Regions from separate parts of the Homo sapiens genome. Here region 2 is linked to region 1. Evidence: read pairs that join two places in POLR2A ChIA-PET (ENCODE). Cell type or tissue: endothelial cell of umbilical vein. All regions are shown on one strand. Each heading gives the region's core, and the rest is flanking DNA. Links, peaks and the distances in the headings are about the cores only.

Region 1 (8,277 bases), core at 2,613-5,112:
GGGTGATGCCTTCCCTGGGACAAGAGATACCTGCATACTGTCCTAGCCCTGGGTTCCCATGGTGGCTTCTTTGTACCACAGGTGGGGCACCTGCAGGGCCTCCTTCCCCATCCCTGACACTGCTGACCCATCTGAGACAGCTGGGGCTGGTAGCTGGGGAATGTTGACCTGTAGTCATCAAAGAGATCAGAATCCAGTTTTTGAGAGTTTATTCCAGCAAAAATCTGAGAATAGTCATCCAGAAACATGGGCTCCAGAGAAAAGGAGTAAGTGCTCCAAAGTTAAAAGTTAAAGTCCCACCAGGCATGGTGGCTCACGCCTGTAATCCCAGCACTTTGGGAGGCTGAGGCGGGCAGATCATTTGAAGTCAGGAGTTTGAGACCAGGCTGGCCAACCTGGTGAGACCGCATCTCTACTAAAAATACAAAAAATTAGCCGGACGTGGTGGTGCATGCCTGTAATCCCAGCTACTCCAGAGGCTGAGGCAGGAGAATTGCTTGAACCCAGGAGGCAGAGGTTGCAGTGAGCCGAGATCGTGCCACTGCACTCCAGCCTGGGCAACAGAGTGAGACTCCATTTCAAAAAAAAAAAAAAAGTTAAGGTCTTGGAGCCAGGTGTGGTGACGTGAACCTGTAGACCCAGCTATGAGGAGGCTGAGGTGGGAGGATAGCATGATCCCGAGTTGGAGACTGCTCTGAGCTATCATCACAGCACTGCACTCCAGCCTAGGCTACAGAGTGAAACACTACCTCTCTTAAAAAACAAAACAAAACAAAACAAAAAAACACAGTAGGGCACAGTGGCTCACGCCTGTAATCCCAGCACTTTGGGAGGCCCAGGTGGGTGGATCACAAGGTCAGGAGTTCAAGACCAGCCTGGCCAACATGGCGAAACCCCATCTCTACTAAAAATACAAAAATTAGCTGGGCGCCTGTAATCCCAGCTACTTGAGAGGCTGAGGCAGGAGAACTGCTTGAACCTGGGAGGCAGAGGTTGCAGTGAACCGAGATCGTGCCATTGCACTCCAGCCTGGGTGACAACAGCAAGGCTCGTCTCAAAAAAAGAAAAAAGCCGGGCGCCTTGCTCACGCCTGTAATCCCAGCACTTTGGGAGGCTGAGGAGGGTGGATCACCTGAGGTCGGGAGTTTGAGACCAGCCTGACCAACATGGAGAAATGCCATCTCTACTAAAAGTACAAAATTAGCCGGGCATGGTGGCACATGCCTGTAATCTCAGCTACTCGGGAGGCTGAGGCAGGAGAATCGCTTGCACCTGGGAGGTGGAGTTTGTGATGAACCAAGATTGCGCCATTGCACTCCAGCCTGGGCAACAAGAGTGAAACTCCGTCTCAAAAAAAAAAAAAAAAATTAGCCTGGTGTGGTGGCAGGTGCCTGTAATCCCAGCCCTTTTGGGGGCCGAGGCAGGTGGATCACCTGAGGTTAGGAGTTTGAGAACAGCCTGGCCAACATGGTGAAACCCCGCCTCTACTAAAAATACAAAAATTAGCCCAGCATGGTGGCAGGTGCCTGTAATCCCAGCTACTTAGGAGGCTGAGGGCAGGAGAATCACTTGCACTCGGGAGGTGAAGGTGGCAGCGAGCCGAGATCTTGCCATCGCACTCCAGCCTGGGGGACAAGAGTGAGACTTTGTTTCAAAAAAAAAAAAAAAAAAAAATGAAGATCTTGCTCATACAGGCAGAAAACAAAGAAATTTAGTAGGACTATAACATTTCTATACCAGGCTGGTTTATGAGTTACAACAATATAGCTAGTTAAAATTTGTCTTCTTTTCCATACACTTTGTTTTATTTTCCTTTCCAATTTGTGTATTTAACATTCTATCTTAGATAATGTGATAGTCATGAAGTCTTTGTGTGAGAGAGAAAAGAAGGAAGTTAATCTATAATGAAGATTGACTGTTGAGAGTGAAACAGTCTGCCCTGTCACCCTTTAGTCATTTACAACATTTTATAAAACAATGTAGGTAAAGAAAAGCTAATCGATAACACAAACAAAAGTTATGCCTTCCTGTTTACATTACTCAGGTCCCATAATCTCATTCCCTTAAGTCTAAGGTATTTTAAAGTTCCAACAGCTTAGATTTTGAATATCTTATTTTCACAGAAACTACAGGGCAATAAGGCACCAGAGTCCCAGACTCAGGACCACTGTGTGTGATTCACCGTGAACACTGGCATATTAAAGGCTCTGAGAAGTCCTGTAGGAAAGGACAATTTGAACTTTGTCTGAGCTCATACTTTCCAATCCCATCTGACCTTTAGTTCTTCACTGAGTGCCCACTGGGTTATGTTCTGGGAGCTGAGGCCACAGCAGTGAACAAAGCACACAAAACCCCCTGCCCCATGGGGCTCCGTTCTACTGGGGCCATTTATCATCAAACATCTATTAATATCTCAAGAATGTGCCCATCAGGACACCATCCATGCTGCTGCGCTTTTCCAGGCCACACAGAGGGGACACCCTCCAGGTGCACCCTGCATGAATATCAGGCTCAACCGTGCTTTCAGGGTAGGAAGCGGAGGGCATTTGAAGAGTCCTTTCCCTTCCTTCATTCATTTGTTGTCTCCTTGAATAAATGCTGTTGAAAACCTACCATGTGCCAGGCTCCCTTCTAGGTACTGGGAATCTGAAGATGAATAAGATAAAGTTTTAACCCTCGAAGAGCTTCCTATGGGGTGGGAACTAGAAAGAATGGAACTCCCCCAGTCCCAGGAAAAAGGCTCACCAGCTTCCCCTCTGTCCCCTCGCCAGCTTCCCTGCCCTCCCTCTCCTTCCCAGACTGACCTCCTAATTTTGCATACTCTCCGACCTAACTTCCACCTCCATTCAGGAAATGGCTTGCTTTGCTTCAGGCTGAGGCCTAAAGTAGATCTAACCCCTCCATCTTCCCTCTTGCGGGGCAGGTGTTGGAAGGAGGTTCATCTTCAGGGATTTCACTCAAGCTACTCCTAGGCCAGAAAACCCTCGGAGAGTTAATCAGCCGTGCAACTGCCAGTGTCAGTCCATAGGCCTTGAAGTGACCAATCAGGCAGGGGTTGTGGTGGGACAGTTGGCGTCAGGGAGCCCCTCTCCCTGGGGACCCAGCAGAGCCGACAGAGAGGCTGGGACTTGCTCAAGGTCACCTGGGTAAGAAGCCGGGAAGGCTTCTCGGTTGAAGTTGGGGGAGGGAGAGTGGACCCTCCCATGCCCGTGGGCTACCCTTCACCAGGCCAAGCAGTAACAAACCAGGGAAACTTGACCAAGTCCTGGCTTTTCTCTGGGTCATCATTTTCTTCTTCTTTTTTTTTTTTGTGACAGAGTTTTGCTCTTATTGCCCAGGCTGGAGTGCAATGGCACGATCTCGGCTCACCACAAACTCCGCCTCCCAGGTTCAAGCGATTTTCCTGCCTCACCCTCCCTAGTAGCTGGGATTACAGGCATGCGCCACCACACCCGGCTAATTTTGTGTTTTTAGTAGAGACGGGGTTTCTCCATGTTGGTCAGGCTGGTCTCGAACTCCTGACCTCAGGTGGTCCACCCTCCTCGGCCTCCCAAAGTGTTGGGATTACAGGCGTGAGCCACCGCGCCCGGTCCATCATTTTCCCTTCTGTCAGATGTAAGTGGTTGGATTAGATCGCGTTTTAGGCCCTGTGGGTTTCAGACACTCTACAGTGGAATCTGGGCTTATCGGACCTAACCCTATCTCTCCCCAGCCACCTCCTGGGCCCCTCCCTCCTTCTTCCCTGGCGTAAGGTCTGGGGAATGGCTCAGAGCTTTCAAGCTGAGCAAACAAACATGTCCGGGCACATAGGGAACAGAGGGCAGGGGAGGGCATGGCTATTTTTATCACAGTATAAAGGATTTTCACAGCTGCTTCCATTGTGTCCACACACGTTCCATGAACCCAGGCTATCAGAGTGGCTAGGCTGTGATTGGAGGGGGTTCACTCCTAAAACAAAACCTGCCCAGCAAGATGCCTGACTTTCCCCCAGGAGGGATCTATTTAAATTGCCCCGTCTGGCCGGGTGCAGTGGCTCATGCCTGTAATCCCAGTACTTTGGGAGGTCGAGGTGGGTGGATCACCAGAGGTCAGGAGTTGGAAACTAGCCTGGCCAACATGGTGAAACCCCATCTCTACTAAAAATACAAAAATTAGCCAGGCGTGGTGGTGCGCGCCTGTAATCCCAGCTACTCGGGAGGCTGAGGCAGGAGAATCGCTTGAACCCGTGAGGTGGAGGTTGCAGTGAGCCAAGATCGCACCACTATAAAAAAAAAAAATCTATTGTGTGAATATGCTACACATATTGACCTATGAACCTTGATGGACGTGGGAGTTGTTTCTAGGTCTTTGCTGTTGAGGTTTGAGAACAGGGGCTGCGGCAAACAATCTCATCCACACCTCCTGGAGCACATGCCTAAGGTTTTCTCACGGTGTAGACCTAGGAGGGAAACCGCTGGATCACCTGTGAATTCCACTTTCGGGGTTGCCTGCTCTTTGACCTCATCTCCCACCCCTCTCTACTTTGACTACCAAGCTCCTGTCACACTGGCCTCCCTTTCCTTGAACAAGCCAAGCCCATTGCAGCCTCCAGAACTTCGCACCTGCTGTCGCCTCCCTTCAGAACGCGTTTCTTTCAGGGATTCCCGTTGCTGGCTTTTACTTATCCTCAGGACTCCATCAGATATGACCTCCTCAGCCCAAATGTCACTTTCTCTGTCCCCCTCATCTAAATGACTTACTCCATTCCTACCCCAATCACCCATTTTCATTTTCTTTTTTTTTTTTTGACACGGAGTCTCGCTGTCGCCCAGGCTGGAGTGCAGGGGCGCCATCTTGGCTCACTGCAGGCTCTGCCCCCTGGGGTTCACGCCATTCTCTTGCCTCACTCTCCTGAGTAGCTGGGGCTACAGGCGCCCGCCACCTCGCCCGGCTAACATTTTGTATTTTTAGTGGAGACGGGGTTTCACCGTGTTAGCCAGGATGGTGTCGATCTCCTGACCTCGTGATCCACCCACCTCAGCCTCCCAAAGTGCTGGGATTACAGGCGTGAGCCACCGTGCCCGCCCCATTTTCTTTTCTGTTTTGTTTGTTTGTTTGTTTGTTTTTGAGACAGTCTTGCTCTGTGGCCCAGGCAGGAGTGCAGTGGCATGATCTCGGCTCACTGCAACCTCTGCCTCCCTGCCTCCTGGGTTCAAATGATTCTCCTCCCTCAGGCTCACAGTAGCTAGGATTACCGGTGCTGGGATTATAGGTGCCCACCACCACGCCTGCTAATTTTTGTAGTTTTAGTAGAGATAAGGTTTCACCATGTTTCAAACTTCTGACCTCAATTGATCCTCCCACCTTGGCCTCCCAAAGCGCTGGGATCACAGGTGTGAGCCACCGCTCCTGGCCTAGACTCAAACTCTAGAAGGGCTGAGACCATGTATTTTTCACAGCTGTATCCCCTAGAACAGTGCCTGATACATAGAGAAAAAGTGCTCAACAAAAAATTTTTTGTGGAGGTGGGTACTAATATAAATCTCATGTTAGAGAGCAGAAAACTGAGACTCAGAGAGGTTAAGCCATGCGCCCAAAGTCGCAGAGCTTGGAGGTGGCAGAACCAGGATTGAACCGTGGTCTGCCCGGTTCCAGTGCCCCTGTTCTTTCCGAAAGAGGAGGTCTTGTCCTGACATGAGCTTTTCTTCCTGAACTCTTGTTATCAGTTGGCCACTCCACACCACCTGTGCGGCCACCTGTTGGAGGGAACGCTAGGTCCTTCCTTTGGCTGTCACTCCTCCATCTGCAGTGAGTGAGAACTGTGGCCTTGGACCATGGGAGACCTGCATTTCCACCACCTGTTCTGGGAGTGGGGCCCAGTCAGCCCCCTTTGCTTACCTTCTGCCCTATATTAGAGCCCCAGGTTCTGTGCCCTTTTCCTATCATCGCAAAACTCATGATGCTCCGGCTGCTCAGTTCCCTCCTCCTTGTGGCCGTTGGTAAGACCCCAACCTGTGTGTGTGCTCCCTGGGCTGCCCTAGATTAGGAATCCTTGAAATCTACCACTTGCTCTAAGTCCCATGACACCCTATGCCTGGTTCCACAGGAGGGGGTCTCAGCTTGTACCCGGGGGCATGACTGTGGGGGCTTTCAGCTTATGATGGAGCAGGAGAGTGGAGGGGAAGCCGTGGATGGAGAAAGACCCCAAAGGGCTGTGGTGGAAGTCCTTGATGGGGGCAGTAAACAAAGTCAAACGGTTAAGAGTTTGGGCTGTGTGGTTGGACTTCTTGGGTTGGAATTTCCACTGTTCTGCTTACCACTCCAACTCTCCTCTCACACTCCCCCTACCTGGCTCCATATTCTATGCTCTGGCCTTTTCCTGGTCTCTCTGCCATATTACATTCCAGCTCAGGGCCACCTCTTCCAAGCAGCCTCCCTTGACTGACAATAATGGTAACAGATAACATTGATTGAGTGCTTACTATGCCAGGCAGAATGTTTAGGGTTTTCCTTATACTTTCTCATGTAATTCTCACAACAGCCTCAGGAGATCAGTACTATCATTTTCCCCATTTTACCGACCCTCAAGGAAGTAAAGTAGCTTATCATAGAACAAAAGGCAGAGCTGCACTTAATGTTTTTATTTTTTGCTTTTTTTTTTGTTGAGATGGGGTCTTGCTTTGTTGCCCAGACTGGTCTCAAAATCTTGGCCTCAAGCAATCCTACCACCTTAGCCTCCTGAGTAGCTGAGATTATAGGCACATGCCACCATACCTGGCTACTTTATTTTATTGTACTTTATTTTTCTAGAGATGAGGTCTTGCTATGTTGCCCAGGCTGGTCTCAAACTCCCGGGCTCAAGCGATCCTCCCGCCTCGGCCTCTCAAAGCACTAGGATTACAGGTGTGAACCACCACACACAGCCCAGAGCTGCACTTTGAACCCAGGAAGTCCTTCTTTAAAGCCTCCACTCTGTATGACAATAGCTCTCACTTTTTGAGGGCTCATTGAGGGCCAGGCATTGTTCTAAGTGTATCAAGCTCTTCAATCCTCCCAATGAAGGAGGCCACATTTGAATCTCTATCCCTGGAGTCTTGGGATTCTGGAAAGCCCTGCTCTAGTTTAAATGTTCACTATTCATATGTGGTTACTGAGGTCCAGAGGGCGAAAGGGGCTTGCATGGGGTCACACAGCCACTTGAAGGCACGGCTTGGACTGGGACCCTGGCCTCCTCTTTGCTTTTGGGGACCCTCCCGCTGATTGACAGCTCTCCTCTCCCCTCTAGCCTCAGGCTATGGCCCACCTTCCTCTCGCCCTTCCAGCCGCGTTGTCAATGGTGAGGATGCGGTCCCCTACAGCTGGCCCTGGCAGGTAAGAGCAATAGCAGCTGCCCTCATTCCCACCGTGGGCTCTGGACCCTAAGCTCTAATGGCGCGGCATCCAGCCTTGACACCATTGCTCCCTTTGCAATGTCCACTTCAGCTTCCAAAGACCAGGCAGCCCTTGGACCATCTACTTCACGGGGAGGTTTTGCCCATTCCGTCTGTAACCCTCACTGGGCTATTTGCAACTTAAAAGTGGAATCGGGGGTGAAGGAAATGCTAAACTCAAGGAGTTGGCACACTGATGGTGGAATTTCAGGCACTGTGTTGAAGAAGTGAGATTTTGAGAGACTCATTTCTAGATTCCTAGGATGATACAACAGGGCTATGGGGTCTGAAAGCAATAAGGGAGTGAGGGATCTTGTAAGGCCAGTGGAGGGAAGCTCAGAAGGCTGGACTTGATGTGCTGTGGCTATTTAAATTTAATTAAATTAGGCCGGGCACGGTGGCTCACGCCTGTAATCCCAGCTACCCAGGAGGCTGAGGCAGGAGAATCCCTTGGACCCAGGAGGTGGAGGTTGCAGTGAGATGAGATCGCACCACTGCACTCCAGCCCTGGGCAACAGAGTGAGACTCTGTCTCAAAAAAAAATTAAATTAAATTATTATGACTATTATTATTATTGAGACAGAGTTTCACTCTTGTTGCCCAGGCTGAAGTGCAATGGCACAATCTTGGCTCACTGCAACCTCTGCCACCCGGGTTCAAGCGATTCTCCTACCTCAGCCTCCCAAGTAGCTGGGATTACAGGCATGCGCCACCAAGCCCGGCTAATTCTGTATTTTTAGTAGAGACAGGGTTTCACTATGTTGGCCAGGCCAGTCTGGAACTTGTGACCTCAGCTGATGCACCTGCCTCAGCCTGTCAAAGTGCTGGGATTACAGGTGTGAGTCACTGCACCCAGCTGAAATTTACT
Region 2 (8,277 bases), core at 2,552-5,051, 94 kb after region 1:
TCTTATTCATGATATTTAGATGCTTTTACTTAACAACTGTTCTGACCTTTTTAGGGCTGTTTCTGCAGATTTTAATTTTGCGTAAGAATAAGGTGCCATATTAGGTATTTACTCTCTGCTAGGTGGTGTGTGTACCAGTTGCTTTATATACATTACCTCATTTCTCTGTAGTGGTCTTGTGAATTAGATGTCAATTTGTAGACGAGAAAGTTAAGGCATAGAAGTGAAGTAACTTGCCAGGATCGTACACATTGAGGTGGAGCTAAGATTGGAACCCATATTTGCTTGTCTTTAAAAATCTCGTCTTTTTTTGGGGGGCGGGGGAGGGGTCAGAGTCTCTGTCAACCAGGCTGGAGTGCAGTGGCATGATCTCAGCTCACTGCAACCTCCTCCCGGGTTCAAGCGATTCTCAAGCCTCAGCCTCCCGAGTAGCTGGGATTACAGGTGTGCGCCACCATGCCTGGCTAATTTTTTGTAGTTTTAGCAGAGACGGGATTTCACCATGTTGGCTAGGCTTGTCTTGAGCTGCTGACCTCAAATAATTGACCCACCTTGGCCTCCCAAAGTGTTGGGATTACAGGCCTCTGTGCCTGGGCGTTTTTTTCATATTACTACTTTAGTCAACAAAGTTGTAAAAGACATTTAAGAATTTTATTTTTTCTTGCCCTTAATATACTGTTCAGTATTGTATTGGCTGCATTGGGACGGGGAATAAAGAAGTATAAGCCTAGTTGTTCTCTCAGAGAGCTTAAAATCTATTAGAGGGGCTGGGTGAGGTGAGGTGGTGCATGCTTGTAGTCTCAGCTACTTGGGAGGCTGAGGCAGGAGAATCGCTTGAGCGTGGGAGGCAGACGTTGCAGTAAGCTGAAATTGCGCCACTGTGCTGCAGCTTAGGTGACAGAGTGATACCCTGTCTCCAAAAAAAAAAATCTATTAGAATAAAGTAAGCATATGTGACTAAAAATAACATGGTTAATTACTCCTGTGATTCATTTATTCGGTGAGTGTGTCCTGTGTGACTGGTATTGAGCTATTTTGTGGGCATACAGCAGTTATTACCTTTATGGAGATTTCCTTATTTTTAAAAGTCTGTTTCTACTGCCATATGACAGATAAACAAGATAATTATAGATTATGACCTTACAATAAAGGAAATAAGGTAATATGAAAGGAGTGTAAGGAGGGAGGGTACTATTGCCCTGGATAATGTGGTCAGGGGAGGACTTTTGGAGGAGATGATGATTCGAGCTGAGATCTGGAGAGTGAGAAGCCAAAAGCTTTAAGAGCAGGGGCAGGAGTGTTGTTGGTAAAGACTTCAAGGCATGGCCGGGTGCAGTGGCTCACACCTGTAATTCCAGAACTTTGGGAGGCCGAGGTGGGCGGATCACCTGAGGTTGGGAGTTTGAGACCAGCTTGACCAACATGGAGAAACCCCGTCTCTACTAAAAATACAAAATTAGCCGGGTGTGGTGGCACATGCCTGTAATTCCAGCTACTCAGGAAGTTGAGGCTGGAAAATCGCTTGAACCTGGGAGGCGGAGGTTGTGGTGAGCAGAGATTGGGCCAAAAAAGACCTGAAGGCAGGACAGAGCCTGGCACGTCTGGGGAGGTAAGAGACCTGTGTAGCTAGAGCATGGAGAGTACAGGGGAACGGAGCATGAGAAGGTTTGAGAAGGCAAGAAGAAGGGCCTTGCCATGGGTTCTGTTTAGTCCGTTTAGGCTTCTTTAACAATACCATAGACTGGGTAGCTTGTAAACGACAGAAACTTATCACAGTTCTGCATCCTGGGAAGGACAATATTGGGGTGCTGGCGTATTTGATGTTTGGTGAGGGCCTGCTTTGTGGTTCATAGATGCTGGTTTTTTCTTTTCTTCTTTTTCTTTTTTTGACGGTCTCACTCTGTTTCCCAGGCTGGAGTGCAGTGGTGATCTTAGCTCACTCCCACCTCCGCCTCCCAAGTTCGCTTTGGTGCTCTCAGCTCACTGCAACCTCTACCTCCCAAGCAAGCGATCCTCCTGAGTAGCTGGGGTTACAGGCATGCGCCACCGGCTAATTTTTGTATTTTTAGTGGAGACAGGGTTTCACCAAGTTGGCCAGGCTGGTCTCGAACGCCTGACCTCAGATGATCCGCCTGCCTCGGCCTCTCAATGTGCTGGGTTTACAGGCCTGAGCCACTGCGCCCATACCAGTTTGTTCCTTTTTGCTGTGTCTTCTTGCATGGTGCAAGGGGTAGGGGAGCTCTCTGGGGTGTCTTATAAGGCCACTAATCCCATTTGGGGATGAGGGGACTCTGCCCTCTGGACCTAATCACCTCCCAGCAGTCTCACCTTCTAACAACGTCACACTGGTGATCAGGTGTCAGCTTATGAATTTTGGGACACAAACATAGCAGGTGGTCAGGCGGTTGGGGCAGTTTCAATACCTAGACTAGTTAGGAAAGGTCTCAGAGAAGGAGAGGTTTTGTAGTGGAAGGGTAGCTTGAAAATAGGGTGAGTTGTAAGGCCAGACACCCAAGATTTGGCTGAGATGGGAGGATCCCTTGAGCCCAGGAAGGTTGACGCTGCAGTGAGCTGTGATTGAGCCACTCCACTCTGGCCTAGGTGACAGGGTGAGACCCTGTCTCAAAAACAAAAAAAATCTTTAGGAAACCTGTATATTTGAAGATCAAGGGCTAAAAATCCACTCAGTACCATTTAGCAGAGGATGTATGACATCCATTACACATCTGTTTCAAAAACAGCATGTTTCCAAAATTATACATCTCTTTACAAATAAACGTTATAGTATTAATAACTATAGAGGCACCATCAGAACTAGTTACAAAACATGCTGCTAACTTTCACAAGGCATCTCTGAGCCATCTCTTAAGTTCTGTATTTTGATCCCGGGGCTTTAAGAACATTTTCTTTGCTTTAATTAGTTGTAGGTCTCCATTTTCATTGTCTTCATAATTGGCTTGATCTCCCTTTTTGGCAGACTTTTTTCCTGTTGTCCCCACCAAGGTCTCATATTCTAGCCATTTCTTCTAGCCATTTCTTCTTCATCTGACACGTAAAATTCCACTGTTTCATCTTCAATTTCTGCTTTGTTCTTAGTATTCACCTGAAGCACTAATTTCTCAACCTCAGGAGTAAATCTGATGAATGAAATTCCTTCCATAGAAATGATCTTCACATAACAAGAGATGCTGCTCTTCTGTTATGAAATTCTTTACTTATTAAGCTCTGGCAAATCTGAGTACCAGTGCTCTTAACTAATTTTATTTTCTTCCTCTTCTAGTCATTTCTTAGTTTCTGAGTCCAGTCTTCTTTGCATGAACTTCATGTACAGCAGGTTCTTGGAGAACTTGGTCTTGTGCTCAGGTGCCATGCTGGCTTCAGCTTGTGCTGTGTTCTGGCCACCTGCTGTTTCTTAGTTAAGAGACTAGAATGAGAAAGTTACATGTAAGGATGTCAGTTGGTAGTATTATTGAAGGAAGAATATGTAGGGGGTGATGCTTGTTTATTGTCTGTGTACCCCACTGGAATTGTTGCTCCAAGAGGGCGTGAACTTTGTTATGTGAATTGTGGGGTGTGCCTACGTATAGGACAAAGCTTGGCACGTGGTAGGTACTTAGTAAAGGCTTGTTGAATGAATGAGTAGATGAATGAGTAGATCTACAAGTCTTGAGTATTTTGAGGAAAACATCTTATTGTAATCTCCATTTTATTCCTTTTTTTTTTTTTTTTTTTTTTTTGAGACAGAATCTCACTCTGTCCCCAGGCTGGAGTGCAGTGGCACAATCACGGCTCATTGCAACCTCTGCCTCCTGGGTTCAAGCAATTCTCCTGCCTCACCCTCCCAAATAGCTGGGACTACAGGTGAGCGCCATCACACCTGGCAAATTTTTGTATTTTTGGTAGAGACTGGGTTTCACCATGTTGGCCAGATTGGTCTCGAACTCCTGACCTCAAGTGATCTGCCCGCCTCAGCTTCCCAAAGTGCTGGGATTATAGGCGTGAGCCACCACGCTTGGCCGAAACAGGGTCTTGTTCTCTTACCCAGGCTGGAGTGCAGTGGTGTGACTACAGCTCACTGTAGCCTTGACCTTCCTGGCTCAGGTGGTTTCTCCCCTCAGCCTCCCCAGTAGTTGGGACTACAGGCACATGCCACCACTTTTTTTTTTTTTTTTTTTTTTTTTTAATTTTTTGTAGAGATGGGATTTTGTCATGTTGCCCAAGCTGGTCTTGATTTGCTGGGCTCAAGTGATCCTCCTGCCTTGGCCTCCCAAAGTGTTGGGATTACAGGCGTGAGCCGCCACACCCAGCCTTGGTAGAGGTTTTTTTGTTTGTTTGTTTTTGTTGTTGTTGTTTTGAGATAGCATCTCCCTGTGTTGCCCAGGCTGGAGTGCAGTGGCATAATCTTGGCTTACTTGCAACCTCCGTCTCCTGGGCTCGGATGATCTTCAGCCTCCCAAGTAGCTGGGACCACAGGCGCATGCCACCATGCCCAGCTAATTTTTGTATTTTTGGTAGAGACGCAGTTTTGCCACGTTGCCTAGGTTGTTCTCAAACTCCTGGCCTCAAGCAATCCACCTTCCTTGGCTTCTCAAAGTGCTGGGATTGTAGGCTTGAGCCACTGTGCCCAGCCTCTGGGTAGGATTTTCTAAGCAATGTTGTATTCTTAATTGAACATGTAAAAAGTAAAGTAGAGATTCCTCTTCAAAGACTTCCCCCACATCTAATCAGAAATAAATAGTAACTTCTCTTAAAAGCAAAATTTATTCAAAGACCTTTGCTAACATTCTTAAATATCTGCTAGCTGTAATAAATAAATCAGTGTACTTTATGTTCTTAGCTCCCACAATTTAGCCTAAATATTTGCCCTGGCATGCTTATACTGGTCCAAGCAAGCATTAGGTCATAGCCTGTTTAAAGGTATTTTTACCTTTCTCAGCATTCCACAAGTTACTTCCTCCTTCCTTTGTTGTCCTCTGCCTTTGCCTCTTTTTTTTTTTTTTTTTTTTTTTTTTTTTTTTTTTTTTGAGACAGAGTCTCGCTCTGTTGCTCAGGCTGGAGTGCAGTGGCATGATCTTGGCTCACTACAAGCTCCGCCTCCTAGGTTCATGCCATTCTCCTGCCTCAGCCTCCCAGGTAGCTGGGACTACAGGCGTCCACCACCACGCCCAGCTGATTTTTTTGTATTTTTAACAGAGGCAGGGTTTCACTGTGTTAGCCAGGCTGGTCTTGATCTCTTGACCTCGTGATCCGCCTGCCTCGGCCTTCCAAAATGCTGGGATTACAGGCGTGAGCCACCACGCCTGGCCTTCTTTGCCTCTTTTTAAAAGTTGTAAGTTGCTAGCCTATCAGGACAAATACAAAACGTGAGGTCCCGTTCCAGCCAATAAAAACCGGACACAGCAGTAGGATAGACACGTCAGGTTATAAATGACCCTGTCTCCTTTGCTCGGTGTACTTTTGTGGCAAAACTGCTGGCAAGTGTATCCTTTCTGCAGAAGGTATAAATGGCCTTGCTGAGAAAATTAAATTTATGTTCAAGTGCTATTTCTTTACGGCACTGAGGAACAAGCATTTCTTTTTTTTTCTTTCTTTTTTTTTTTTTTTGAGATGGAGTCTCGCTCTGTTGCCCAGGCTGGAGTGCAGTGGCGCGGTCTCGGCTCACTGCAAGCTCTGCCTCACGGGTTCACGCCATTCTCCTGCCTCAGCCTCCCGAGTAGCTGGGACTACAGGCGCCTGCCACCACGCCCGGCTAATTTTTTTGTATTTTTAGTAGCGTCGGGGTTTCACCATGTTAGCCAGGATGGTCTCGATCTCCTGACCTCGTGATCCATCCGCCTCGGCCTCCCAAAGTGCTGGGATTACAGGTGTGAGCCACCGCACCCGGTCGGAACAAGCATTTCTAACAAACATATAAGGCCAGCTGTATGCTTTTTGTTACATGTCTTCTGTGATATAGAAGCAAACAAGAAGTTCTGCAAACAAGACAGTTTGTTAGCACACTTGCATACGTGTGTGAATGCATGGAATACATTGCTGTGGTTTGAGTACTTTTGGTTGCCTAAAAATCACATGCATGGGTAGGTGTTTAAAAAATTGTACGTTAGATATGCTACTATAACTTACAGCAGAAGGTTATATAAGCTGCATTTTCCAAAGTGGCTGGATTTGACAGGAGAGACAAGTAGTTTTGATTTTATTCTGTTTAATCCTACAACCAGACTAGTCCTTCTGTTGAACTGATAAGGAAGATTGTGAAATTGGGTCATTCTCTTGATTCCTGTAGTGCCTCTTCTTTCTTGTATCCTAAGTATGAAAATGGGTTACTTCAGGGGCAAACGTATTTCACATGAAGGCAACTTTACTTTTAGTGTGTTTTGGATTAGAGTGAATGTGGTGTCAGAAAAAGAAAATTCAGTTCTGATACTAACAGTTTAATTCTGATACTCCCACCCCACAGCTTAAGGGCTCAGTCTTGGAAGACTGCCCTCACTTTAGGCAGCAGCTACAAATGCAGTGCCTAGGCTACCTATACCTCTGCCCAGTAGACTACAAATTTTGGGATTCCCATGGCCCTTCTTAGGTTTGATTATTAGCTAGAACAACTCATAGAACTCAGGAAAACGTTTTACTTACCTTTTTTTTTTTTTTTTTTTTTTTTGGGATGGAGTCTCGCTCTGTTGCCCAGGCTGGAGTACAGTGGCGTGATCTCAGCTCACTGCAAGCTCTGCCTCCCAGGTTCATGCCATTCTCCTGCCTCAGCCTCCCGAGTAGCTGGAACTACAGGCGCCTGCCACCACGCCTGGCTAATTTTTTGTATTTTTAGTAGAGTCGGGGTTTCGCCATGTTAGCCAGAATGGTCTCGATCTCCTGACCTCATGATCTGCCCGCCTCGGCCTCCCAAAGTGCTGGGATTACAGGCTTGAACCACCGTGCCTGGCCGTTTTACTTACCTTTATGCCTTTGTCATAAAGGGTACAACTCACGAACAGCCAAATGGAAGAGATACATAGGGCACGGTTGTGGGTGGGGAGGGATTCAGGTGACCTGCTTTCCCCTCACCTTGAAATGTTCACAGACCTGGAAGCTCTCCAAATCTTCTGTTCTGGAGTTTTCATAGAGCTCAGTTTCTAGCCCTCCTCCCCTCTCTGGAGGTTGGTGCATGGGGCTGAAAGTTACATCCCTCTAGTCACTTTGCCTTTCTGGTGACCAGCCCCATCCTGAGGCTTCCTAGCATCCCTTCCACCGCCACCCTGTCACTTTATTAACATAAATTCAGGTGTGAATTTGTTATGAAAAACAAGAGACACTCAGCACTCAGGAAATTCCTAGGGTTTTTAGGAGCTCTCTGCTAGGAAGTGGGGACGGAAACCAAATATTGCCAAATATTTGGTGTATTACCAAAAATTTGACTTGCCTTTTATTCACAGTTACTATTAATACTTGACATAGTTTTAAAAGAGGTGTAATCTTATTGAGAATATAAATTTTTTGTAAAACTTACTAGCAAATATTTAATCTCAAATCTTAAGGTTGCTGTCTCTCTGTGCCTAGAATGAACCATGGGGCACGGGAAAATAGGGCATTTGTAGCTGGGAGTATCCCCTTCCTCCATACAGATCGTTTGCTCAGGGATTGTCTGGTGGAGTTTAGATGGCAGCCAGCCAATCATAATGATACCATAGAGAGGGTTCCATAACCTTTTAAAATCTGTAGTGTGTGGACTTAAAATTTCAGGTGCTATAGCTCTGAGATTCTTAAAGGATATTTGAATTCCCATAGTGTTAAGAACCTGGAAGAGGCCAGGTGCAATGGCTCGTGCCTGTAATCCCAGCACTTTGGGAGGCTGAGGTGGGTGGATCACCTGAGGTCAGGATTTTGAGACCAGCCTGGCCAATGTGGCGAAACCCCGTCTCTACTAAAAAAATACAAAAATTAGCCAGACATGGTGGTGCGTGCCTGTAATCCCAGCTACTTGGGAGGCTGAGGTGGGAGAATCGCTTGAACCCTGGAGGCGGAGGTTGCAGTGAGCCGAGATCACGCCATTGCACTCCAGCCTGGGTGACAGAGCAAAACTCTGTCTCAAAAAAAAAAAAAGAAAAATAAAAAACCTAGAAGATATGGGTATTGGAGGGGTAGATGCCAGGAAGGACAGAAGGAAGATATACCTTATTTCACAATTTTATTTCCTTATGATTGGCAGAATCATTTTAAAAAAAATATTTGAGACAGGGTCTTGCTCTGTCATCCAGCCTGGAGGGCAGTGGCACAATCATAGCC

What was found. ChIA-PET counts read pairs that join two places held together with the same protein. Peaks named below come from ENCODE experiments on the same cell type or tissue, not always from the same donor. Only the 100,000 strongest peaks of a DNase experiment are listed, where the experiment ranks them.
Region 2: POLR2A ChIA-PET joins it to region 1 with 11 read pairs; 4 of 35 experiments call an interaction of 5 or more read pairs at or near these places.

Annotation. Positions count from the first base shown.
Region 1 is chr1:21,971,105-21,979,381 of GRCh38, forward strand. CELA3B (chymotrypsin like elastase 3B) reads left to right here and starts at 5,918. Exons shown (of 8, transcript NM_007352.4): 1 at 5,918-5,978; 2 at 7,265-7,350. The coding sequence starts at 5,936. In endothelial cell of umbilical vein, for the core only: no CTCF peak of the experiment used is centred there; a DNase peak (open chromatin) is centred at 3,837; H3K27ac peaks cover 2,045 bases.
Region 2 is chr1:22,065,458-22,073,734 of GRCh38, forward strand. All of the region lies in intron 1 of CDC42 (cell division cycle 42), which reads left to right. It also overlaps the pseudogene MPHOSPH6P1. Among named protein-coding and RNA genes, the nearest start is that of CDC42, 17 kb to the left of the region's middle. In endothelial cell of umbilical vein, for the core only: no CTCF peak of the experiment used is centred there; no DNase peak of the experiment used is centred there.